5 separate regions of the Mus musculus genome follow, and regions 1, 2, 4 and 5 are each linked to region 3. Evidence: chromatin loops called from intact Hi-C (ENCODE). Cell type or tissue: heart. All regions are shown on one strand. Region 1 has its middle 3.4 kb from the start of Ero1a. Region 2 holds the start of Psmc6 (proteasome (prosome, macropain) 26S subunit, ATPase, 6). Region 3 holds the start of Ddhd1 (DDHD domain containing 1). Region 4 overlaps 4930527F14Rik (RIKEN cDNA 4930527F14 gene). Region 5 holds the start of Txndc16 (thioredoxin domain containing 16).

What was found. A loop is a pair of places that touch in the nucleus more often than their neighbours do. Peaks named below come from ENCODE experiments on the same cell type or tissue, not always from the same donor. Only the 100,000 strongest peaks of a DNase experiment are listed, where the experiment ranks them.
Region 1: a loop joins it to region 3, with 2.8 times the contacts of the local background. A loop is called at or near these places in 2 of 42 quality-filtered maps.
Region 2: a loop joins it to region 3, with 4 times the contacts of the local background. A loop is called at or near these places in 2 of 42 quality-filtered maps.
Region 4: a loop joins it to region 3, with 2.1 times the contacts of the local background. A loop is called at or near these places in 2 of 42 quality-filtered maps.
Region 5: it touches region 3 in a loop (2.4-fold over the local background); 2 of 42 quality-filtered maps call a loop at or near these places.

What each region holds. Positions count from the first base shown.
Region 1 is chr14:45,319,500-45,324,499 of GRCm38, reverse strand. No RefSeq gene overlaps it. Among named protein-coding and RNA genes, the nearest start is that of Ero1a, 3.4 kb to the right of the region's middle. In heart, no CTCF peak of the experiment used is centred here; no DNase peak of the experiment used is centred here; H3K27ac peaks cover 1,239 bases.
Region 2 is chr14:45,327,397-45,332,396 of GRCm38, reverse strand. Psmc6 (proteasome (prosome, macropain) 26S subunit, ATPase, 6) reads right to left here and starts at 2,573. Exons shown (of 14, transcript NM_025959.3): 1 at 2,465-2,573; 2 at 1,488-1,567; 3 at 1,371-1,410; 4 at 439-491. The coding sequence starts at 2,549. In heart, a CTCF peak has its summit at 2,785 (motif pointing left); a DNase peak (open chromatin) is centred at 2,666; H3K4me3 peaks cover 1,874 bases; H3K27ac peaks cover 1,417 bases.
Region 3 is chr14:45,654,536-45,659,535 of GRCm38, reverse strand. Ddhd1 (DDHD domain containing 1) reads left to right here and starts at 1,393. Exons shown (of 14, transcript NM_001042719.2): 1 at 1,393-2,314. The coding sequence starts at 1,525. Mir5131 (microRNA 5131) reads left to right here and starts at 1,483; the gene lies at 1,483-1,575. In heart, a CTCF peak has its summit at 2,525 (motif pointing left); DNase peaks (open chromatin) are centred at 1,325 and 2,225; H3K4me3 peaks cover 3,679 bases; H3K27ac peaks cover 3,364 bases.
Region 4 is chr14:45,548,394-45,553,393 of GRCm38, reverse strand. The region is part of intron 3 of 4930527F14Rik (RIKEN cDNA 4930527F14 gene); the gene reads right to left. LOC115488341 (a long non-coding RNA gene) reads left to right here. Exons shown (of 3, transcript XR_003951188.1): 2 at 1,147-1,250. Among named protein-coding and RNA genes, the nearest start is that of 4930527F14Rik, 7.2 kb to the right of the region's middle. In heart, a CTCF peak has its summit at 2,103 (motif pointing left); a DNase peak (open chromatin) is centred at 2,873; H3K4me3 peaks cover 649 bases; H3K27ac peaks cover 547 bases.
Region 5 is chr14:45,218,696-45,223,695 of GRCm38, reverse strand. Txndc16 (thioredoxin domain containing 16) reads left to right here and starts at 4,271. Exons shown (of 21, transcript NM_001310534.1): 1 at 4,271-4,479; 2 at 4,647-4,700. It overlaps Gpr137c (G protein-coupled receptor 137C), which reads right to left and starts at 3,979. Exons shown (of 7, transcript NM_027518.2): 1 at 3,278-3,979. The coding sequence starts at 3,703. In heart, a CTCF peak has its summit at 2,495; DNase peaks (open chromatin) are centred at 2,945 and 4,145; H3K4me3 peaks cover 2,761 bases; H3K27ac peaks cover 2,400 bases.

The sequences.
Region 1 (5,000 bases), 340 kb after region 3:
GTGTGGGGAGTCTGCGTACGTGTGTGGTGCTCCAGTTGGTTTACCTTGTGGGCATTCAACTCAGAGAATTAAGTTTTGTGGGTGGAGCCTCTACCCACTGAGCCAGGTTGCTTGCCCTCCCATTTCATTCACATACACACTCTCCACCCCCACTCTCTCTCTTTCTTTGTCTTTTTATATCACTTCTTAAAAGATTTTTTAATGTGTGAAGCCTCCCTCTGCTTTTTCAAAAGGGTTTATTTATTTAATGTATATGAGTACTCTATCTGCATGTATACCTTTATGCTAGAAGAGGGCATCGGATTCTATTAGAGATGGTTATGAGCCACTATGTGGTTGCTGAGAACTGAACTGAGAACCTCTGAAGAGCGGCCAGTATGCTTAACAACTAAGCCATCAATCCAGGCCCCTTCTTCCATCTATTAAAATGGGATAATTGTTAGAAATTTGCTAGAAATGAAGCTGGAGTTGGCGGGGCTGGATCTTGGGGGACTTGAATGTCATGTTGAGAGTCTTGAATTTTAAAACAACTGAGCAGTATTGCAATTTTTAAAGCTGTAGTGTTGTGATCAGATTATATTCTGTTAATCATATTTGAAGGTATTTGGAGTTGGAAGTTACAGGCAATTGTAAGCCAACAAATGTGGGTGCTCAGAACCAAATGTGGATCCTCTGTAAGAGTGGTGTGCATGCTCAGCTGCTAAGCCATTGCTCGGGCTCCCAAGCTTGAAGACTTTTCTTTCTGTTAGACACTTAGTTTTTTCTGTTTGTTTCGCTTCGAGGCAGCCTCTCAGTCTACAGACCAAGCAGGCTCCAGAACAGGAGGATGGACTGGTCGGGTGGGATGGTGTGAGTGGGAAGTGAGTGTGTGTCACTCAAGCCAAACAGTGCAAGTGCTCTGGGGAGAGATTTAATAGTGTCTCCACAAAATCCATTTTGTGCCTGGTTCAGAACTTGCCAGTGTTTCCTGAATCGTGCAGAGTCAGCAGTCTCGGAGTTTGTGTTACCACTCTTGACTGTACAACCCTGGCTCTGAAGTGTTCTCTGAGTGAACTTGGATCATTCCACCTACTGAATCAACCTATAGTTGGAGGCCTAGGTTTTCCATCACTTTCCTACATCTGTACCTCTTGTAAATTTTTCTAAGTTTAGTGTTTTTCACCCTCACCCACAATTACTACTTCCCTCTAATGAACTACAGTTGGCTGCTTGTCCTGTAAGCTTGACAGCATTTTCTTTAATTTGTTTTTTTAAACAACACATTGTCCTGTGCTACCCTAAGCTGTCATTATCCTTTTAGATCTGTTAATTGGTTAATTTACTTGTACACTCATCAACTTGCCCAGGACTCATCTTCTGCAACACACTCGTCAAGGTCTCTACCATGTGATGAATACAGAGAACATACATACACATGAACAGGTATTGTTCCCTATAGTGTGTATAATTGCAGAAGAACAGGACAAGGAGGAAAAATGTCATGTTTTCAAACTCATTTCATGTGAGCAGAGATGTGGAACCTGAAAAACATGCCATCCCGGGGGGAACTGTTAGCAATCCATCATGTTGAAGACAGAAGTGTTGAAAATGAAGTGCACAGGGTCAGATCATCATAAGGGTCCTTGAATGTCATGTTGAGAGTCTTGAGCTTAACCTTTCAAACAGCTGGGAGCATTGGAAAACTTAAATGTGATAAGATTTACATATTTCAGAAACTGGCCTTGGGTGGAGGATGTTTGTTTATTGGTTGGTTTCTGAGGGATATAAACTTATAAGCCAGTTGATTAGGTAGGGGAATGAGGAAGTAAATTAGCTGAGAAAGAATAAAAGCCATGGCTCAGTTCTCTCCATGAAGTCTGTCAGGGCACGGTGCATCAAAAGGTTGTGGGATCTGAAAGAAAACCAGAAGGAAGTCCGATGTATCTTTCTGCTTTCCAGATGCCTGGCCATGGAGAGTGTGACCAGTTATCTCTCAGAAAAGCAGGTGTATGTGCCCAACAAGTAGTTAAACTGTGAAACTCTAGGGAGAGACTGAGCTAGAAATACACACTTGGGAGTCTCCAGTGTAGAGAAGGCATTTAACATTATGAGACTAAGCAATGTTCTCCAGGAGATACTAAAGATGGATGGAATCCCAAGGAGTAGTCATGTCTCCAAAGTGGCCTGTGGGAAAGATCATGAAGGATATAGTTAATTAGTATCAGGAAGGAATAGGGAGAGTGGGTGTGTCCGCCTATGCCTGCAATCCTGGCACTTGGAAGACTGGATCAGGAAGCCAGTGACTTAGAGTCCAGCCTGGGCTACATGCTAAGACAGACGAAACGGGAGGAGGTCATAAAGAGACCCTGACATGTCTTCTACACCTCACACTGATTTTAGAGAGAGAGGACTCCGCCTTTTCCAGTGTAGCGTGTACCTCCTGGAAAATGGTCACTGAATTTAGTATGATACACCATTTAAAGAGGCGTAGGAGGGCTGGTAACCTGGAAACCAGATAGACTGTGGGTTGAGGCAGGAATGGGAAATGAAGAAGTGAAGTCAGGGACAATAATACGTAGCTTGCTTACACAGGAACTGTACATAAAGACAGCTTAAGTGGCTGTGTCTTCCTTCCCACCTCAGATAGTTCTGATCATATGTCAAGGAAGGTCTGACAATGTGACATTTGTACTCAGTAAAGATTAGATAACGGGGTCTAATCATGTGGCACCAAGCCTTTAAAGTTTTGCTTAGTCATTCTTCCGTGACTACATCTTTTCCTTTAAATTCTTTCTTTCTTGTCTGTTTAATGCTGGAAATTGTTTAGGTGCCAAGTTTCCTGTAGACGCCTTCACGTCCCCTTTTGAGAAACTGGTGCAAGGCCCTTCCTGCTTTGCTCATTAAAAAAATTAATAATAATAGCTGCTATTTACATAGCAGTCAGCATTCTGTCAAGAAATTCTGTGTGCATCAAGTCTGTCATGATGTTGTTCTAGTATTAGAATAACAAACTTGTGATCTAGTTCATCTCCCAACAATTTAATGTTGCTGAACAAAGCTGTAACAGGAGGCTGGGCTTTCAGAATCAAGGACTGAACTTCGTATCCCCTGGGACTCTTGAAATTGTTACTGAATGACATGAAATATGTCCTAGGAAGGCATATTGAAGAAGAAATCTCACTCAGAAGACTGAACGAAAGGTCTTTTGGGAACTCTAGGGAAAGCTGGCACTTACCAGTTCACTCAGGTTACAGGCTCTTGCATCAGTGTAGCATCTTAAGCTGCACCAAGCTTGCTTCAGAAAGCTTCTACTTTACTCACTCAGTATTTCTCTTCCTTTGCTTTGTCTCTCAGTTGTGATGATAAGAGTGCTTAGTCATAAGAAAAGCTATTCATTCCCAAACAAAAACCTGGGAGTCTAAGGTATGTTCAGGATGGAGGCCATGTTTAAGCGGTTTTAAAAGTTTGCAATGCAGTGGTAGAAATACAAGGAAGAAAATGTTACCACAGATGTCATACAAATATTGACTGTGGAGAGGGCAAGTATCCATACAGTATACACATTTCAACTAGCTCAGATGTTCACACAATGATATTTATGGAAATGACCAGGCTGGTAACTCTATATTTAGTTTCTTGTGGAATCTCTGCTATTTCCCAAATATGATGTCCATAATTTTTTTCTAAATTCTTATTAAGACAAGGTCTTGCTATGTAGCCCCAACTGGATTCAAACTCATGATGATCCCCCTGTCTTAGTCTTTGTTTGTTTGTTTTTCTAGCTGGTTCTTACTGGGTAGCTCTGGCTGTCCTGGAACTCACTGCACATAGACCCAGGCTGTCCTGGAAAACACAGAGATCTGCCTGCCTCTGTTGGAGTTACACTATACCACTATGCCCAGCTTTATTAGCCAGGTAGTGTTGTTTGCCTAGTGGGTTTGTTGTCGTTTTTTTTTTTTCAAGATAGGAACTTGTTATATAGTCCTGAACTCTATATGTAGACCAGGCTGTCCCTAAACGTGTGCTGGGACTAACTACACTATGAGCCACCAAGCCTAGCCACTCATCTTTTTTATATTCCAAGGGGTCTGAGGAGGTCTCGGTGTGGCTCAGCACGAGGAGCACACTAAGCATCCATCAGTGGATGAACAAATAAGGAAGCACACCCTGAGTGTGTGTACCCTGACACAGAGTACTGTGTAGACTTATAAAGAAGGGCATGCGGTGACCTGGAACACAGCTGTAACTGCAGAACACCATGCTAAGTGGAATGAAGCCAAGAGCAGAGAGAGAAGTGCTGTGTGATCTCATTTGTGTGAAATTTAAAAAGCCAGTCTCATAGAATCTGTAGAAAAGTGGTAACCAGAGAAGGTTGGAGAGAGGAAAGTTGGTCCAAGGGCACAAAGGTACAGTTAGACTGGAAAAGTAAGTTTCGTTGACCCATGGTATTGCATGGAGGCTGTGGTTTATATACCGTGTACTTGGAAGCTACTAATAGACTGAAGATACTAATAGACTTATTTTTTTAAACATTCTTGTAAGAAAAAGTCAAGCTGGTGAGGTGATGGATATATTAGTGTGATTGAGTCTTCCTACAATGTACATATGGATTGAAAACATATCTTACACACAATTATTAGTGAACTAAAAATAAGACTGGAAGACTGGTTGTGGTGGCAACAGGTGTTTAATCTCAGGTCTAGGGAGGCAGAGGTGAATTGATTTCTGCCTGTTCGAGGCCAGCGTGGTCCACAGTGTAAGTTCCAGACCAGTCAGGAATACACAGTGAGACCCTTCATCAAAATAAAAATGCACTACCCCAAGCTAAACGAGACAACGAAGCCAAGAAAACTGACGACATTGTCAGTTTTATGGAGCCGATGCACCTGTGTACTTCCAAGGCCAAGCTCGGCATTGCAAAGTGAATTGAATGGAAACTTGCTTTTAATCTGGAACAGTGTGAAAAGAACACCAGCAAAAACACCTGTAACAGAGACACTATGATCTGGTTCTAGAAAAGG
Region 2 (5,000 bases), 330 kb after region 3:
AACTCAATATGACAAATACTCCCAGAAAAAGTGCTTCAGCAAATGCTTAAGACACTTCCTAAAGAATAGAATGGTTTATAAATTGCAAATGCTACTGTCTCATTCTAAACTACTCACTTACACTGTAAAGTCTGCAAAATGAAATGCAGAGGTATTTCAATTTGCCCATTCTGGTCCAAATGACTAAAAAGTTAACTACCGCTGAGTCTGTAAGCAACATTTTTGAATGTTTAAATGTAAAACATGGGTAATTGATATGCTCTTCAAGAAAGACATCATACTAAACCATTTTCTTTCTAGTTTTAAAATGATTTGATTTCTAAGTACAGATATGAAACACTAGGGACTAAGAAATTCCAGGCTTTGCTAGTCATTTGCTGTGTCTGAACAAAGCACTCTTGGGAGTTATGGGCACAATGCCCCATCAGAAAACATTACCTGACGACGACAACCTACAACGTATCTTGGTCCATTTGTTGCTTTAACGATGACTAGAACAAATTGAAAAACAAAGTTAGAAAACAAATACATCTACATCTATGGTGAGTGTAGTTTTATGTCTGACCACTAAGAACAGTAAATACAAAATTTAGCTTATGTAAACAAAGACCAACTCCTTGTATTGTTGTCATTAGAATACTAGGCACTTCATGGCTATCCTGATGGGTTATTAAATAAAGGCACTTACTCCCAAGCTCATTGATCTTACTCAGGCCAATCTCTGGGTCCCATCTTACATGGCAGAAGCAGAAAAGCAACTCCCACAGTAGTCCTTTGATGCATGCACACACACATGCATACACATATACACATGAGTGCAGGGGACACAGACATAGAGACAGACACACATACATAAATAGATGAATTAAGAATTAGAAGGGCTGGAGAGATGGCTCAGCGGTTAAGAGCACTGACTGCTCTTCCTGAAGGTCTTGAGTTCAAATCCCAGAACCCACATGGTGGCTCACAACCATCTGTAATGAGATCTGACTCCCTTCTCTGTTCCTCTGTTCGCTGTCTGAAGACAGCTAAGTGTACTTACAAAGAACAATACATCTTTAGAGTGTGTGTGTGTATGTATGTATATACACACACACACACACACACATATATATGTATATATGTATGTGTATATGTATATATATGAATGAATTAAAACAGCCTTCCATAATGTCACACATGCCTAAAATTCCAGCACTGGAAAGCAAAAGGCTTGTGAGTTCAAGGCCAGTCTAGTCTACATAGGAAGCTGCATCCAGAGCTACATAGAAGTACCTGGCCTCAAAAATCAAAATAAAATGGGCATTTCAAAAGCTGGCAAAGAACTGGGGCTTTTTATTTTTTAATAATTAGTAAGTTAATCCACTTACATTTTTCTTCTGTTAACTGTTTTAGCACTTCACCTACAATCTGGAAAAGAAAAAAGGGGCATTACCTTTTGCCAATAGCTTAGAAATGGCAACATACTTTCAAACTTTATCACCTACCTGTCCAACACTTTGTAGTGCCTTCAAATCATTTTCAGACTTTTCATACTGCTTGGTAAGTTCTTTTAATTGTTCCCTTACTGAAATAATAAAATTTTGACATTTTAAATTAAACAACTGCATAAAATTTTTTACTTAGGTCTCTTTTACCTTAGGTTTCAAACCTACTGTTTCAAACCACAAAATAAGATTTTTTTTTCCAGTTTGTAGTGGATAGGTGGCATGTTTTAAAATGAAATGTAACAGAGAAAGTATCATATCTATTTTCTTGGTAGGAAATATTTTTAAGTTACATTTTTAACCGATAGTGACATCCTGCCACCTTCAGATTTGCTACAAAACTAAACGATAAGGTGAATCAAGCCTCCCATAGCTACACTAAGATCACCTGGCTTACTCTGGTTGTCCATACTAAATTAAGTCAACCAACGCAATTCTTCACCGAATCCTAGGCTGCGGTATTCTCTCATTTAATTAAATCACGCAGGGTTTTCAAAACGTGAATGTTCAGGGTATACAGAAAACTTGGTACTCAGTATGACGCCTGAGGGAAGACGAGAAAGGCTATTACAACCACTGAGCCCCCTTCTACCCCAAGTACAAGCCGCCTCCGTGAGTCCCGCGTCCGGCTGGAGCTTCTTTGACTCAAGCGTCCTCCCATCCCCGGGTCCCGAGACTCCAAGCCTGCCTTCCTGCACCCGGAATATGTCCCCAGCCCACTTGTACCTCACTCCTCTAATCTTCCCCTCTTCCACCTCAGAACTGTGGCTGTTCTCTATGCCACCGGACTGGGACTGGGGCCATACCCACGGCCGAGGCGGTGCTGCACCCCAGCGCGGGGCGGGATGACAAAGCGCCTCGTCCCTGGACTCGGGCCTTCCCAAGCCAGGCGCTGTTTTCGGGCTCAGCCGAAGCCTCCGCTCTATCAGAGACCGAAGCCGGTCCAGGCACTAGAGAGTGTGTCAAGGCTCACTCACGCTCCTTAAGACGGCCGTCAATCTCCTTGTGCTCTAGCAGCTTCTTGCGATAGTCCTGAAGCGCCTTATCTCTAGGGTCCGCCATGATGAGAAGCCGTCGCTCATAGGGGATGCCGGGAAGGGCCATGGCAGCCCGGGCGGGGGAGGGGGCGGGGCGAGGGCGCAGAGGCGGCCTGGGGCGGGACCGTGACTGGCTCCGCCCCTTCCGGCTGGCCCGCCTCTGGCTCCGGGCGCCGAAGTCAGTCACCTAGAGCGGCAGAAAGCCTCGAAAGCGCAGAAGATCGTCTCCGGTCACACTGTCCCCTGCAGGCCAGAGTGAGCAATGCCTGACTTAGCTACTGGCTGGCTCAATATTAAGTCACTGCTTTCTTAGAACGCCAAAGGATCTGTAATAAACTGAAAAGCAAGAGGAAATGACAAGATTTTTTTTTTTTTGAGACAGTGTCTTGTAATCCACACTGCCTTAGCACTCATTCTGCAGCGCTGGGCTTGAACTCTGGTCCTCCCCCCCCCCACCACCGGCTTCCTAGTGGAATTACAGGCAAACTCGAACATTCAGTATGTGCTGTGTGGAAATCGAATTCAGAGTCTCCGGCATGCTAAGCAAGAGCTTTCCCAACTGAGTCACATTTTCAAATTCAGCCTTTTTCTTTCCCAAATTATTTATTTTTATTTATGTGTTTATGTGTGTGCCTTAGTGTATACCTTAGGAGGGCAAGTGCTCACAGAAGCCAGTAGAGGGCATCGGATTTCTTGGCTCTGGAGTTACAAGCAGCTATGATTTAAAAAAAAAAATCTTATTTATTTTATGCATATAAATATCTTGCCTGCATGTATGTGTGTGCAGCACGTGTGTGCCTGGTGCTGGAGGAGGTCAGAAAAAACCACATGATTCCCCTGAAACTGGAATTATAGACGGTTGTGAGCCTCTATGTGGATACTGGGAACCGAACCCAGATCCTCTCCAAGAGCAACAAGTACGAATACCCTTTGAGCTATCTCTCTAGGCTCAGTGACTGTGTTCTTTTAAATTATTATTGACAGGCTGGGAGTGTACCTTTGGTAGAGTATTTGCCTAGCACACAGAAGCCCTGAGTTTATTAACCCCCAGCACCCTAAAACTGAATGAATGCACTCCACAAACACACAGAGATCTTTAGGAAGAGCCGGAAGCTCACATAACCAGTAAACCACTTTCCAGCCCAAAGATGCAGCCTTTTGATATCAATTGCATGAGCATAAGTAGGAAATTTTCAGTTACCCAATAAAGCACTGACCTGCTTGTAATCAGAATATTAGAAAATATTCTAACATGTAATAAGGAAATTAGAAATGATTTGAATAGGGGCCAGAGAGATGGTTCAGTGGGCAAAGGCGCGCTTGTCATGGAAGCCAGGTGACCTGAATTGGATTCATGGGACCCACTCAAAGTTGGCATGAGGTCCACATGCACAGATGCATAAATGATAATAAATCATAAAAATACCTTAATGTAGTAAATGCTACAATTGAAATAAAAGGATATTGTGGGATAAGGAGGAGAATAAATTTTGAACATGTCTGAGAGCAGAAGGGGCCCCATTATGCCACCACGTGGAGAGCCTTCTGAAGAGATTAAACAGCAAGTGCATGATTCTAAGGTAGCAAAGAGTTTGTCTCACTTCTATCAGAGAAAGGAGGCCAGCAGAACTGGAAGGAAATGGGCTAGAGATGTAGAACACAAGATAAAGTTTCTGCAGCGACCAAGGTAGGAACTTTGAAGTCTGCTAGGACTATCTCAGATCTCTGTGGTGGAGGGGTGGTGATATCTTGATGTCTTCATAAAATCAGCATAATTGTACATATGTAAAAAGGTTGTCATGGGTATTAAATAGACAATATAACTAAAGATGTTAATCCAAAATGTGGCATATGGTAATTGTATTCTTTTAAATTGTTATTCTCATGCTGGGAGTATAACATTGGTAGAATACTTGCCTAACGTACAGCTGAGTTTAACTCCCAGCACCCTAAAAAAAAATGAATATGCTTTACAAATACATGTACAGTTATGTGAATTAATGCCTAAAGTGACAGTCTTCCAAATTTTCTTGGAGAAAATGGTGTGGTTATTATGTGAATTTTCTGTTGTATTTTTTTTTTCTAAAACTGGCTTTTGAAGGAGACAATAAGTAAATAAAGTGACAGGGAGTGTCCTTTCTCCCACACTATTTTGATCAAGTGAGTAGGTTCATACCAATATATATCAATTCTGACATCAAGAAGAAAAGACAAGGCAGAATATAAAAGGCAGTCCAATTTATATGGCTCAGCAAAAATATATGCACGCAGAGGCTGGAGAGATAACTTAGCTGTTAAGAGCACAGGTTACTCTTCCAGAAGACCTGGGTTCCATTCCCAGCACCCATATGGTGGCTCACAATCGTCCCATAACTCCAGTCTCAGGACGTCCAGTGGTCTTTTCTGGCTTCCCTGAGCACCAGGCATCCAAGTGGTACATATACGTATATGCAGACAAAACATCCCATACACATAA
Region 3 (5,000 bases):
GTTTATAAAATGAATTTTTTTTTCAATTTAAGAGAATGGTCTGAGGTGACAGAGTGCCTCAGCTATAAAACAGGATTTCTATGAAGTTACAGCTGACCTTGACCAAACTCATCAGTCAGCCACAGTCCAAATAATCTCTGCTGGGGCAGCCTGTTCCCCAAAATGAACTGCCTTTTAATAAAACAGATAATTCCAGGAAAGGTACATCATAGACCGACACATAGCTCTATGGCTGCAAGAATTTCATTTCCAAGCCACCCACTTGCCTCTATAAAGGGCCCCAGCTAGTTTACTCCCTTCTAAGACACCCATTTCCCTCCGGAGAGTGTCTTTCCTTCTTTGTTTGAAATAAACTGTCCATCTGTTGAGGTCAGACTCTGGTCTCTGTCTTCTCTTTACTCTGTCTTGGAAGTCTAACATAACAGAGCCTCCGTGTCTCCCTGAAACCAGGAAGTGAGTTACAGAATCAGAGTTATACTAAAAACAAAAACCAAACCAAACTTGGGAAGGCTTAAAAGCCATAGAATTACTAGAGACCGTCCGGTGCAACGATCTCCTACTTATAGCAAGGAATAAGACAAATAGATAAAGGAGATTAAGTGACTTGCCTGGAGGTGGCAAAGCTGAGTTTAGAACCTAGGTTTTTGTTTTTTTTTTTTTCCTCTTTCAGTCTAATAATCTACCACACAAGGCTGGCAAGACCAGTTAGTTATAACCAAGGTACATCGAATGCGCACAGACTGTGGGAAAAGACTAAGACATAGGGACTTGGTTTCCATCCAAGGCCTTACTGCACTACAGAAAGAACAGGAAGCATAAGGACAAGAGGGCAAGCAATCTAAAGAACTGGCACAGTGACTCTAGGACGCCAGTTTTGTAAGTGGGAGTGGTCGTGCCCAGGTGAGCAGCAGGCGTAGAGGTGGGGTGCCTTCTGTATGAATGGGCTGAAGGTTGGGAAAGGGCCAAACCAGGTGACCGAGCAGGTCTTTCGGATGCTGAAAGCAGGCCTAAAGCCAGGAACGTGAGCTAGCAACTTCCAGGGCCCCTCTGGGCATACAGCTGAATCACCCACGGGGCTCATGACCCGAAAGTGTAAAGATGAGTGGGCGAGAGCCTCACTGCGGCTGGCATCCAGGGGCGTGGAAGCGAGGGGGCGGAGCCACTGCGTCGAAAGTCGTGAGGCAGGGGCTCCACGGATGCCGAGACCGCCGCGACCCCGTCTGACCCCCGCTTCCAGGCGCGGAAGACTACGTACAGCCTAGCGCCAAACGGGAGCTCCAGCAGAGTCCTCGGGCCTTCCGGGGAGGCGCGCGCGGCTGGGGGCGGGGCCCCTGTGGCCCCGCCCACGCAGGGCTGCGTAACAATGGGGCGGGCCCCGGAACGGCGCTGCGGCGGCCGGGGGCCGGCGGGGAGGCGGAGTCGCCTCGGCCGCAGCTGCTGCCCTGCTCGGGATTTGAAAGATTATAAAGTCCGGGCCGAGAGGGCGGCGGCGTCGGATGCGCGTGTGGCGGAAGCGCCGGCGGCATGAACTACCCGGGCCGCGGCGCCCCACGGAGCCCCGAGCGTAACGGCCGCGGCGGCGGTGCCTGGGAGCTGGGCTCGGACGCGGCGGGCGTGTTCGGCGGCGGCGGCTGCTGCTTCGAGCACCAGCCGGGCGACAGCGTGCCGCTGTCGCTGCTGCGCGCCGAGCCGCTGCACCTGGCACCGGGCGCCGACGACCTGAGCCACCTGGCTCTGGACCCGTGCCTCAGCGACGAGACCTACGACTTCAGCTCGGCCGAGTCCGGCTCGTCGTTGCGCTACTACAGCGAGGGCGAGAGCGCGGGCGGCGGCAGCTCTTCTTCGCCTCCGCCGCCGCTCGTCGCCCAGAACTCGGGGGGCGGCGGGGCGGCGGGAGGGGGCCCCGGGGACAGGAAGCGCGCCCGGCCCGGCGGCGCAGCCGCCCGGCACCGCTACGAGGTGGTGACGGAGCTGGGCCCCGAGGAGGTGCGCTGGTTCTACAAGGAAGACAAGAAGACCTGGAAGCCCTTCATCGGCTACGACTCTCTGCGCATCGAGCTCGCCTTCCGGACCCTGCTGCAGACCACGGGCGCCCAGGCCCGGGCGGCGGGCCGCGATGGAGACCGGGTGTGTGGCCCAAGCTCCAGCTTCGGGGAGGAAGACGAGGAGGACAGCGCCTGCGGCTTCTGCCCGCGCGCGGCGGGGCCTGAGCCGGAGATGGAGGAGCTGGTGACCATCGAGCCGGTGTGCGTGCGCGGCGGCCTCTACGAGGTGGATGTCACTCAAGGAGAGTGCTACCCGGTGTACTGGAACCGTAAGTGGCTGGCCAGGGGCGGGCCAGGCTCGGCGCGCGCTGGACGGCGTTTGGGGGTTCGGTTGCCCCCGCGATGCCTGCCTCGGGTTAGGATGCAGGTTGCGCGGGGTGCCTCGGCAGGTGAAGGGTAAAAGAGCAGATGGCAGCGCCCAAGCTGCTAGCGGGGTCAGGAGGGGAGGATTCCGCCGGGGATTGTGCCTCCTGGGTGAGTAGAGTGCTGCTGCCATCCCCTGGAGGGTATCCAGGAACGGATCCCCAAGCCAGTAGCTTTAGTTTCTTGACCGTACCAGGGGCTTTGTCCACCTGGATATCTGATTCGGTCTCGTGTCTCCTGAAGCTCCTGTGATTTAAATAACATGTCCTGGAGTGAGTGGAAATGCTTGAGTGTTTTTATGAGAATCAACAGTTCAGCTTAAAACCTGAGAAGAGAAAAGCCCTGACGGGAAAGGAGAGTTACAATGTGTTATTCACAGTGGATGTGTTGGGCACAAGAGGAAAGAACTGCAGGAAGTGGCAGTGCGAAGTGGGTCCGTACCCTCTGTATAGAATGTTTTCATATCTCTTGGGTCCTTTTTACATATTTTTACTTTTGCTTCTTAACCTAGAAAAATTGCACGACCTCGGTTTTCACATCTGTTAAATGGGACTGTCATAAAGGTCTGAACGATGCTTTAGGCAACACGGGTAGGTTTAAAATCAGAATGAGGAAGGGTAATCCATAATCTGACGTGGCATGCAGCAGTTATTAATATATATGATATGTAGTAGTAACAAGTTATTGGCCATCAATAATTTGTACCATACAGTATTAACTTTATGGGCTTCAGTGCCCTTACTCAAATGTCTTTTCCTGATCTTTTGGCCCTCTATACATCTTATATTATTTATTCTGATCTATATTAATTATGTGTATTGATGGCTTAGCTTCCTTTCGGTTTATTTAGTAGCTTCTGGTCAGAGTCCACCACCTTTATCTTTGTACTCATAAAGCAGGTATTCGATGACTTGGTACCGAATTGCATCAGTGATTCTGATAATGCTAAAGCATGCATGCATTAGGTGCAAGTAACTATGATGGCAGATTCAGCACATTCCAAGTCAGGTATAGGTAGCATAGCAGGAAATTTCTTGCTACTCTTCAGGACAATAAAGGCAATAAAGGTTGTTAGTTTTTTAAAGATGAGACTCATATGGACTCTGTTAGGTCACCTCTTGATTATAAACTCACTGAGGACGGACTTAGTAGTTGTATGTGCTAGCACAGTACCTCTGTGCACATTGTTTGGAAACCCATGTCTTTCAGAGGCTTCCCATCCCATTTCTTTTTAAATGATCCACACATCACCATGGGTCTTTCCTGCAGATAAAAACACAGAACTTAGTGGACCCAGAAAGCAAGGTCAGAGGGGCTGGAGAGATGGGTCAGCAGGTAAGAACACCGAGGGCTCTTCCAGAAGACCCTGGTTCAAATCCCAGCCCCCATACTCCCCATGGCAGCTCACATCTGTCTGTAACACCATGATCTGACACCCTCACACGGACATACATGCAGGCCAAACACCAGTGCACATAAAGTAAAAACAATAAATATCAAAGGGAGCAGGGGAGTGAGAGCATAGAGCATCCTGGAAAGGGGGGCTGGAGAGTAAAGCTGTCTCTCCCTTAGCTTAGCCTTAGAGTGCTTGCACTAGACTGACAAGTTTAACACCTTACTCTGCTCACAAAGTAATTTTCACTGTGGAGCAAATTGATGTTGACTTTCATCCTACAAGGATGTAGCCTCAGTGTTATTAATGAACTTGACCAAGGTCACGCAGCTAGAAAGTGATGCAGTAAGCAGTAGTGAGGGAACACAGTGCCGTATGTATTTCACCCATCCAAAGGGACGCACAGGCCACCGTGGATGTAAGACTGAGTCTGCAGGAGTCAGAGGAAGCACGGGGATTAGAGAAAGGGGTTCCTCTCAGTTGGGGCCAGCATATCCAAGGATACAGAGGCGTGAAACTGCAGAGCAGTTGAAGGAATGAAGGCTGCACCTCTGAGGCTCAGGCATCCAATGTGGGTTTGGATCTGACCACCCCAGCAGTGTGGCTGTATGAGGATTGGCAAGTGGCAGTCTGTCAGGAGCACTGCCCAGAGGGGATGTGCAGCGCTGAGTTTGGACTTTATCCTTTGAGTCGCAGCCAGCCAGAGAGTCTGTATCAGGTGTGATTGGTGCCTGTGCACTGTTGGGTTGGAGATGAGAAAATAGAACATCATACGTTATAAGTCAGTGATGGCGACAACATAAACCTGAAGGTCACGTGGGCCTCGCCAGTGTTCTTTCCGAAAGCAAATGTTAGGAGGCTAGATATAGCTAATGAATTACTTGTTGTTAATTCGCACATAACAACCATTTTGTTTTCATTTTAGTTTTTCTGACCAGCTCTTCACAATATATAGTCCTGTGGGTATTCAAGGGCACCTTATAATCTAGTGGCTCTCAACCTTCCTAATGCTGTACCCCATTAATAGAGTTCTTCATTTGTGGTGACCCCCCCCAGTCATAAAATTGTTGTCACTGCTACCTCATAACTGTAATATTTGCTAGATTGTGAATTGTAATGTAAATATCTGACATTTCTGTTGGTCTCAGGCAACTGCTGTGAAAGGGTTCTTTGATCCCCAAATGGGTCACAACCCACAG
Region 4 (5,000 bases), 110 kb after region 3:
AGAGTACCCCAGTACCACTTCTGGGGGGGCAGAGCCATGAACAAAAACAAAAGATGTGAGTTCTGCCCATTTCCCTGTGGAAGGATGGAGTGTGGGCGAGCCACCTCCAGTGACCAATGGTTGAACATGAGTTAGTTTAATGAGCTATTGCTGGTCCTTGTCTGGCTTGTAGCCCTAGTGAATTCCTGTTCTGGAGAAAGGTTTATCTAACATATCTGAGACACATTAAGGCATCAGCAGGTAGCTCTCTCTGTGTGTTTCCCTCCCTCCCCCTCCTCCTTCTCTTTCCCCCTTCTTTCGTGTGTGTGTGTGTGTGTGTGTGTGTGTGTGTGTGTGTAATGCATAAGTGCACATGCAAATACAAAGAGCTAGCCAGCACTGAGCCTCCCACAGTCAGTCTCCCAACCAGAAAACCGTCACCGTCAGGCCTTTATCACACCTCTGACCTCCACTTGGTTTCAGCCTCTATGCAGATGTGTCCATTCCTTAGAATGTTTTCAGGTACCATTTTACTGTCTGACATGCTCGCTCTCTCTCTCTCTCTCTCTCTCTCTCTCTCTGTGTGTGTGTGTGTGTGTGTGTGTGTGTGTGTGTGTGTGTGTGTGTGTGAGAACTCCATGGGAAATACTTAGTCTACGCAGTAAGTATTTTAGTTGTCTAGGGTTGTATTGTTAGTATCTGGAACCAGCCCCAGAAAGGTGCTCCCTAGTGAGGGTGCTCTTCCAATGAGCATGCTCTCAAGCAAAAGTGCTCCCATTAGAGGGCGCTGTGCTTGAACCCGGGAAGTACTTATTGTGTGGTTAGCAATGATTTCTCTTAGAATTTAGTCCTGCCAATATATCTGCCCGCAATATGTTCCTCTTGTTTAAAACTGTGGTTCAAGACAAAAATGGAAGTTTGGGGTAAGTATTTTTTTTAGGAAATGTTTTATTTCTTGTTCCCTTTCCTTTGTGAGGACTTCTGCATCTGTTTAGAGAATAGAAAAGTCAGACACCGGACGTTAAATTTGAAGCCCTGCCCCGTGCTTGCTGAGTCATTGCACTGAACTTTAGGGCATTCCTGAGAGCCTAAAAATGGGAACAGTCACCCTCTCACCCTTCATGCAGACAGATGTGAAGTCGTCTTTATCTCGGTTCTCTTCCTCAGAGGCAGCCTGGAAGCAACAGCCTCCTTACCTGGTGTCTTCCTGAAGCAAATCAGGAATCAAGTGCTTCGGTGGTCCTCCGGTCCGTGGGAAGAAAGCGCTTCCTGTGAGCGCACTGACCACAAAGCCGGCAGGTGCATGGGGGCTCTCAGTGCGAACCTTGTGTTCTCAGTGGCGGTTAAGTGTGTGTCCAGCAAACAAGAGGATGGGGGAGGAGCCATGTGTGTGCGGGCTCTTTGACTGATTGCACGTTTGTGTCCTGATTGGGAAGGCAGCCTCAGTGGACCTTTTCAAGGCACAGCATCTCCTCCTGGATATAGAATAGCGATGGCGATTGTCGCTGAGCACCTACCTGCCTAAGAACTGTGAACAAAATTAAACTAACTTTCTTGACCTCTGCAGCAGACTGTACACCTTATTTTTTATAATTCCCGCTTTAATAGCTGAAAGTAAATACAGCGAGAGTGTAGATGGATGATCCTTTTATTCCCTGAAATTCCTGCACTCAGGAGGTAGAGGCAGGAGGAGCAGAAATTCTACGCTAGCCTGGGCTACGTAACAGACTACCTTAAGCCATAAAGTAGTAAAAACCGGACAGGAAATGTTGTTCGGTTAGTAGATTGAGTGCCTACCACACACGGATTCCCCGGGTCCATCCCCAGCACCAGGTATGGTGTGGTGCACACCAGCAATCCTAGCACTGAGGAGATGAAGACAAGATCAGAAATTCATGGTAAATCCTCAGCTGCACAGCAAATCTGAGGCCAGCTTGGGGTGCATGAGACCTTGTCTGAACAACAATGGAATGCAGCTAAACAGACACAGCAGAGCTAGACCGATTCTTATTCCTATTCCTGGCACGTATCGCCCAGGCATACTAAGAGCGGGTGGGTGTCTGCCATGTTGCCCGCCGTCCTCTCTATAAGCTTCATTCAGGCCTATCCCCAGCGGGCTCCCCCTACTGGTCAAGTTAGGGACTAATGGTACCAATAAGGGCGGTAGTTAGAACTAACGGGGAACGCAAAACTTCTAAACGCAGAACATAATGCATTCACATGCCATTTTCCTTCACCATTGCTGTTCAGTTAGGTTGGTGTAGCTCACTGTTTGTTGCCTATTATTTACCAAGAGACACTCTGCCTGCAAGCCTCAGCTCGCTCTCTGTGCCATTTAGTTTCATTCGCTTGATCCAAGCGAATCAGCTGTGAAGCAGGAACCTCAACTGAGAAAATGCTTATATCAGGTTAGCCTGCAGGCATGTCTTAGGGCTTCTTTTGGGGGGCCTGGGGGGAGTTGAGCCAGGATTTCTCTGTGTAGCCCTTGCTGTCCTAGACTCGCTGGCTTCGAACTCACAGATATCTGCCTGCCTCTGCCTCTTGAGTGCTAGAATTAAAGGAATGTGCCGCCGGCGCCGCCACCACTGCAGCCGCCGTGGCCACCTCCTCCCCCTCCCCCTCCCTCTTCCTCCTCCTCCTTCCTCTTCCTCCTCCTCTTCCTCCTCCACCTTAATGATCTAAGTGAGAAGCCCCCCACCCCTTTGGGCAGTGCCACACCAGAACAGGCTGTCTTCGACTGTGGAAGAAAGCAAGCTGAGAAAGCCATGGAGAGCAATTCCCAGGGTTCCTGCCAGCAGCCTTCTTCAGGGGTCAGCCGTCCCCTGCTTCCGCTGCTGCTTTGAGGTTCCTGCCTGATGGACTAACCTGTTAACTAAAATTAACCTTTCTCCTCGAGTTGCTTTTGGCTAATGTTTTATCACAGCGAGAAAAAAGCTCACTGGGACACTTTCCAACAGTGTGGGAGGTTGCACTAAATAAACACCAGGACCTTTACCGAAATTTGGCATCGGTGAGCACTGAACACAGGCAATGTGATGCAACTATTTTCCAGAACAGGTAATGCGGTGGCCTGAATATCTGTAAGGCCCCCATTCATGCAGGTTTAGCATCCCCAATCTAAAAATATAAAACTAAAAATGCTCTGAAGCTTGAAATTTCATCTCAAAACCACGTATTCTTGGTCTTATCCTGGGTGTGGGAGGTGTGCAGAGATCGACAGCTTGTAAGCAAATATCTCAAAATCTAAAGAAAGAGAAGAGGGGAAGGCAGAGGCGGAGAAGGACACAAAGGGAGAAGAGGGGAGGAGAAAGGGGGAGGAGAAGGGATGTAAGAAAAGGAAGGGAGGCGGAGAAACAAACGTTTTTGGTCCCAGACACTTCAGATGAGGTTTTGAACTGTGTCGAAATTTAATCCACAGTATGATAATGTCAAAAGGGCCTTTAGAAAGGAACTAAATCATAAGAAGTCCATCTTGGGGCTGGATAGATGGCTCAGCAGTTAAGAGCACTGACTATTCTTCCAGAGGTCCTGAGTTCAATTCCCAGCAACCACAGGTGGCTCACAACCATCTGTAATGAGATTTGATGCCCTCTTCTGGTGTGTCTGAAGACAGCAACAGTGTACAATAGATAGATAGATAGATAGATAGATAGATAGATAGATAGATAGATAGATAGATCTTAAAAAAAAAAAAGTCCATCTTACCGGATGAGGTTTAGTGCCTTGTGAATGAAGTCCCAAAGGGCTTCCTTCACATGTCTTACCCAGTCGCTGCCCCACATGCAAAGAATGGGACCGGATCAGATATCAGTTCTGCTGGCACACTGACCTTAGACTCCCAGCTTCCCAAACTATGGGCATAGACTCCTGCAAGTACTAAATTACTCAGTCTGAGGAGCTTTGGTGCCACACCTGGAATGTGCTAACACAGAAAGTAAGCAGAACTTACAGCAACCCCTGGGAACTGGATTTTTATAAAGACTAAAAAGCAAGAGGGATGGCGCCCAGCTGTTTATGGCACCTTCAGGCCCACACACTCTGGAAACCTCACTCGTTGGGCCAGACATGTTCCTGTTTCCTCGGATCCTCTGATCTGATCTTTACTTTTTGAAGAGCCCCGTGGCTCTTTTCCATGTAGCTATTCTTTCTGCCTGAGTGATTCCAAAATATCTTTGTCTTTCATTTATGTATGTAATGTTCGCATTATCAAGTTACTATGTCTATATCATGTAATTGTATGTATGTCTGTATATATGTATGTGTGTATGTGTGTATATATATGCATGTCTGTATGAGTGTATTTGTGTATATGTGTGTGTGTGTGTGTGTGTGTGTGTGTATGACTCACAAGTGGAGTTGCAGCCCTGCTATGTCCTCAAACTTCAGACCTACAAAGACAATGCCTCTTTTTGTCCTGAAATGTGAGGGTCATTTACACATATTTGAGAGAAGACTAAGAACAGTGCAGGCAAGCTGCTAAAAGGAGGAAAGTGAATATGAAGAAGAAAGAGACAAGACCCATGCCCATCAGTTAAGGGTCCAAGAGAGCCAGCAGACTGGCAATGAAGGTGGGCAAGCAGTTGCATAGGGCAGAAGGGGAAGTGAGGAAGTCCCAGGCTTATACCTCAGGGTATGCATGCTTAGGATTTGGGCCAGTATCTAAAGAAGGGCTAAAAAGGCAGAAAGAAAATGTTTCACCTTTTGAGCTAGAACTCAGAAAATCAGGCTGGCTTAGCATTCAGGCTTTGTGAGCCATTGTCTCAAAGCCATCTTAACCCAGGGGAAACTGGGTGTTTCTAAGTCACCACCCCAGACTCAGCATAACAAAACAAACTTGAAGTCATTTCTTTCTCAAGACCTAATATAGGTCCTGATACCACTATGTTAAGAAGACCTAATGCAGGTCTTTCCACTTGCCCAGCAATCCTAGCTGAAAGCTCTGGTGGCTTTGTTTCATTTCCACATTTTTTTAAGATTTATTTTATTTTTATTTATGTGTATGCGTGTGTATCTGTGAGTGT
Region 5 (5,000 bases), 440 kb after region 3:
TATCTGTGAGGGGGTATGTGCATGTGAATGCAGGTATGCTGGCACCTACAGTTACAGTTGTAAGCTACCACCGGCAGCTGTTGGGCACTGGACAGTCTTCTGTGAGAGCAGCAAGTGCTCTTAACTGATATCTTCTGGCCTGATCCATGGTTCTTTATAATGAAAAGTTTGAATGTTTTAAATTCATTAGACATGGACACAACAAATGTTTAAATTAAAAGTAAAATGGAATTGGTATTTAATATGAGACAGTAAAGACAATACTTTGGGACAAAAATAATAGTTTTGTTTTGGTCAACAAACTCTCTCTACAACTTTGCTATAGTATGAAGAATCCAAAAGCTGGCTATGGCAGCAGTGCCCACAATTCCATCACTTGGGATGCTGAGGCATGTGAGTTTTAAGTTTGATAACATCTTGGGCTACACAGCACATTCCAGGCCAGTCTGAGCTCACTAGCATGTCCATCTGAAAACAAAACAAAAAACTGAAATAAAGAAACAACTCCTCGAAGAGAAAAACTTTACGAATTCAGAATGATCAATAGAAAATATACTTCCAGTTACTTGGAATTGTTAATTAAAAACTGTCATCCAGAGCTGGGCATGGTGGTATACATCTATATTTCCTTGCATTTGGAAGGCTGAAGCAGGAGGATGGAGAGTTCAAGGCCAGCCTGAAGTACATAGACAGTCTGCCTCAAAAAATACAAGAAAAACAAATCCACACTTTTCTTACCTTTTTTTTTTTTTGGCAAAGTACTACAACGTGTAACTTGTAGATCCTTCTGCTTCTGTCATCTAGGTATAAGGATTACAAATATGTGCTCACATACTCACCTTTTAAGTTCAGTTGTTATATAGGCCATATTGTCTTAGAACTATGTAGTTTAGGATGCCCTCAAAATCATGGCATTCTTCCAGCCTCTCCCTCCCAAGTGCTGAGATTATAGGTACATACCACACTTGACTTCAAATACTCTCTTAAGTATAGATATCTATGAACTGGGAAATAAATTCTGATTCAAATGTCTATTATAAAGCAGGATTTCAAAAAAGGACAATATTTATTCAAGTATTATGTCCTAAACTTTTTAGTGTTATTATAAAAGGCAAGCAACCCATAAGCCCTTTCCAGAAGATACTAAGAAACAACCAATCAAACAAAAGAGCTTCAGTACAGTATTTTGAAATTTATATTTTCTAGGGTAAGAGCTTTTTCCAAAAAAGTGTATCACACAAACAAGTGATTCATTTAATAAGACTTTCAGACTTTAATGTTTTCTTACTTGGAATACCAGTGATAACATGTGAAAACTATGTAGATAATCTTTATTTTTTTTGTTCTAGAAATACTTTTTAGAATTTTGTGCTTAAATATAGTTGATATTTTTCCTATTATGTTTGGCCACTTTCTTTCCCTTTGAGTGAGAGGTGCTGTCTGGTAGAAGATACAAGGGAACCCTTAAGGCATCCAAGATCTTACTCAGGCTGTTGGTAACTTGGATGTATACATACATAACACTTCCCTAGCTGCATGTTTAAGATTGTGTACACTTTCTGGTTATGTGTTACATCTCAAGTGAAAGGGTGATGTTAGCAAGGTCCAATGAATTGCATATATAATTTTTTAAGACATATGGGGGGGGTGACAACACCCGTGGTATCTGATGCTCCTAGCAAATTGACTTTTAATCATTTTCAGGTAGATTAACTGTATCTGAGGCTAAAGTAAGTCTTCAATAATGAGAAATTACTAATGTACTATCAGAAGTGTCAAGAAGAACTCAGTATCAGTTTACCTATAAATATGTGTTATAAAACCTTAAGCAACTGGATGATCCCCAAATATGATACCATTGTAGCATGTTTATTTGATTTACAATTGCATATGCTTTTCACTTTTGCTTAAGAGTGTGGCATTATTTTTGTGGTATTATGAGGTTTTTTATGGTATTATGTTGCTAGAGAATAAAAATAAAGTTTGGTTTTGTTACTCAATAATTGTTTTTTATTGGATATAGCTTGTATATATAACAATTGTATATAGCTGAAATTACAATTGTGATTTTAAAAACGCTTTCTATTTTCCTGTTTATTAAGGGGAAAAAAAGAGTTGGTTTATGTAGGAAATATAAACACAATCTGATTCAAAAGTGCCTTTTTTGGGTTACTTTTCCTTGGAACTGTGTTAATTCTCATCACCTCCAAAAGCCTTTGAGAGGATTAGCTGCATAGACCAATACCGTTCTATATTAGTCAGTATTAAGTGTATGATGTCACCTTTTTTTCTCCTCTCCTAAGCTCGTATTTTGAGGGAAAAGAAGACTGGGGGGGGGGGGGTGGAACCTGAAAATAATAAGGCATAAATACCAGATAGACATGATTGACAACCTTATACCCCCAACCTGTCTGAAATGGGTCAAATGTGCTGCAGAACAATGCAATCCAACCAGCAATTCCCCGTAAAAGAGAAAGGGGGTGTGATTAGACTCCAGCTATTAAGCAAGTTGTTGGAAAAACAAAATCAAAAACACCAAAAAACATAGTTCCGTGGTTTGTTTCTGCAACAGGCACAGGTTAAGCTTGTATCTTCTCTCCTAATTAGCTCTCCCCCAAAGGGCTGTGCTGTAAGAGACCGCCTAAATCGCCAAAGCAAGCAGCAACTGGGACAAACACTAAGGGCTTTATGGAGGTCCTTCGACTGTCCCGCAGCATTGGTTATTGATCGTTCACCCCGTCGGGGAAGCGATCGATCAGAATTTGTGCAAGGTGTATCGAGCCACAGTTAAGGAGATGCGGGGGGGGGGGGGGATATAAGCTTCTAATAAAAGAAACGCAGCAACAATAGCGGAGGAACAGCTCTGCCTGGTGACGTAATGGCTGGCAGCGGTCCAGCTTCAGCAGAGCTGCCTCTACTTCAGCATCCAACCTCCCTCAACCCGGTCCAGCCTCGACAGAGCTACCGGAGCTGCTACTTCTTACGATGCTTCTCTGTGGTCGCCACCAACGCCTTACGTGGAGGTCTGGGACATTGAACAAAGGGTGTCCCACTGCCTTAAGTTGTCGGGGCACGCATACTCTCTCTCTCACACTTCTCCAACCCCCTCAGGCACCGAGTCCATCAGCGGCTTAAGTTGAGGGAGAGGGAAAGACAGGAGTGTCTCAGTGTCCCCAGACTGCCCTCCGGCCACCTCCCCCAGCCCCGACCCCTTCCGTCTCGGCAGGAGTGGATCCCGGCGGCCCCGCTCCCCCGCTCGCCGGTCCTCCCGCCTTACCTCTGCCAGGTAGAGGTTGAGGAGACAGAGCGTGGAGAACTGTAGGCAGGAGGGGAAGCAGTAGAGCAGCCAGTGCGGGAAGAAGTGCAGGCGAGAGGGTGGCCGCAGCAGGGGCAGAGAGCCGCTGAGGGAGAAGGCGGCCGAGAAGAGCGTGGTCCTGAGCGCTGCCCACGCGAGACACAGGAAGAGGCAGAGGCTCTGGTAACTGAGCCGCCGCTCGCGGTACAGGAGCAGCCGCCACAGCTGCAGGTAGGCAAAGGCGAAGAGCGCGGCGTAGAGCAGCGCGTGCAGCACGCTCAGCGCCAGCTGCACCGAACCGGGAACCGCGGCGCCCGAGGCCGCGACGGCGCCCCCGCCGGACGTCGAGGGTTCGCGGCCGGCCGTGGGGACCGCGGCGGCCGCCGGCCCGGACACTGATACCCTCATGAGGGGACGCGAGCAGCGGGGAGGGAGCGCGGGAAGGAAGCGGCCCGAGCGCCCCCCGGACCTCCCGCCCGCCCCAGCCTGCGGCCCCGGGCAGCGCCGTGACAGGAGTCGCAGCCCCGCGCGATGGCCGCGGCTGCCCTCGGGCCCGCCTCCCCTTCCCCCCGGGGGGCTCGGTTCCTCGGGCCGCGGCTCGGCTCCGCAGCAGCAGCAAACAACTCTCGGCTGGAGACAATCAGCTGAGAAACCCGAGCTTTTGAGGCGCTCGCTCCGCACTGTGAGCTGCCGGCGATTGGCCCGGGCGGGCGCGCCCTCCGGGCGCCTCACTCGGAATACCACAGGCCTCAGAGCCTGTCACTCCAGAAGCCTTTGATCTGATTGGCCTTCTGCTTTCTCCTCTTTTACCCCCGCCCCTCTTCCCACCCACGCTGCTGATTGGCCCAGCAACTGCAAGACTTCCTCGCGCCGGCGGGAGGACTCCAGATTCTGTCACCTGGGGCTGTTCTCGCTCCGCCCCCTGACCGTCCATTGGTTGGAGGATCTCTTACGTAAGGAGCACGAGGAGCAGGCGGAGCCTCGGGGGTTGTTTTTTCGCCCAAGAGACTGATTTTGCGGAGGCAGTGCCGGCCGTGGGCGGTGAGCTTCTCAGGTAGGCGTAGTTGCTTTGGGAGCCGCCGTAGGGACCAGCCCCTGCCCCGCCTTCTGTCACCATCTCTACTCTGATGGCGGGACGTGCTGTCCTCAGAGACCTTTCATCTCTGCACGAGAATCTCAGGCAGGTGGGTAGCAGCGCGGGCCTCAAGACTTTGCCTGCAGGATTGCATGCACATCAGCACTCGGCAAACGTCCCTCCAGCCAGGTTGCTTGCTGATTCAGTTCACCTGTTTCTGGGGGCACCAAACGACGCTGGTTTTGATTTCATTTCCCCCCCTTTTCTTTTTCTGAGCTGGAGGAAACACGGGGCGAGGAAAGCGAATGAAGCAAAGCGCGAGCGGAAACTGTAAGTAATCAACCCTTTCTTCTCTTGGGAAGAGGTCCTGAAGGATGGTGGTCCTGGGAACAGATGAACGTTGAGGCCTTCTCCAAGGGGAAGGTGATTCTTCGAAACTTGCAATTTAGAAAGCTCTCTTGGGCGCAGGGGTGGGCAGGGGAGGGGTGGGGGGAGCGCGGAGCAGTAACAATGTGGTGATTGTCCAGAATGGAAGAGTTTGTGTGAGATTCTGCTTGTGTGTTGGAACAAGTGGTGCTATTCTCATCAGAGACTGAGAGATACAAAATAAGAGGTATATTTCTGCTTTAA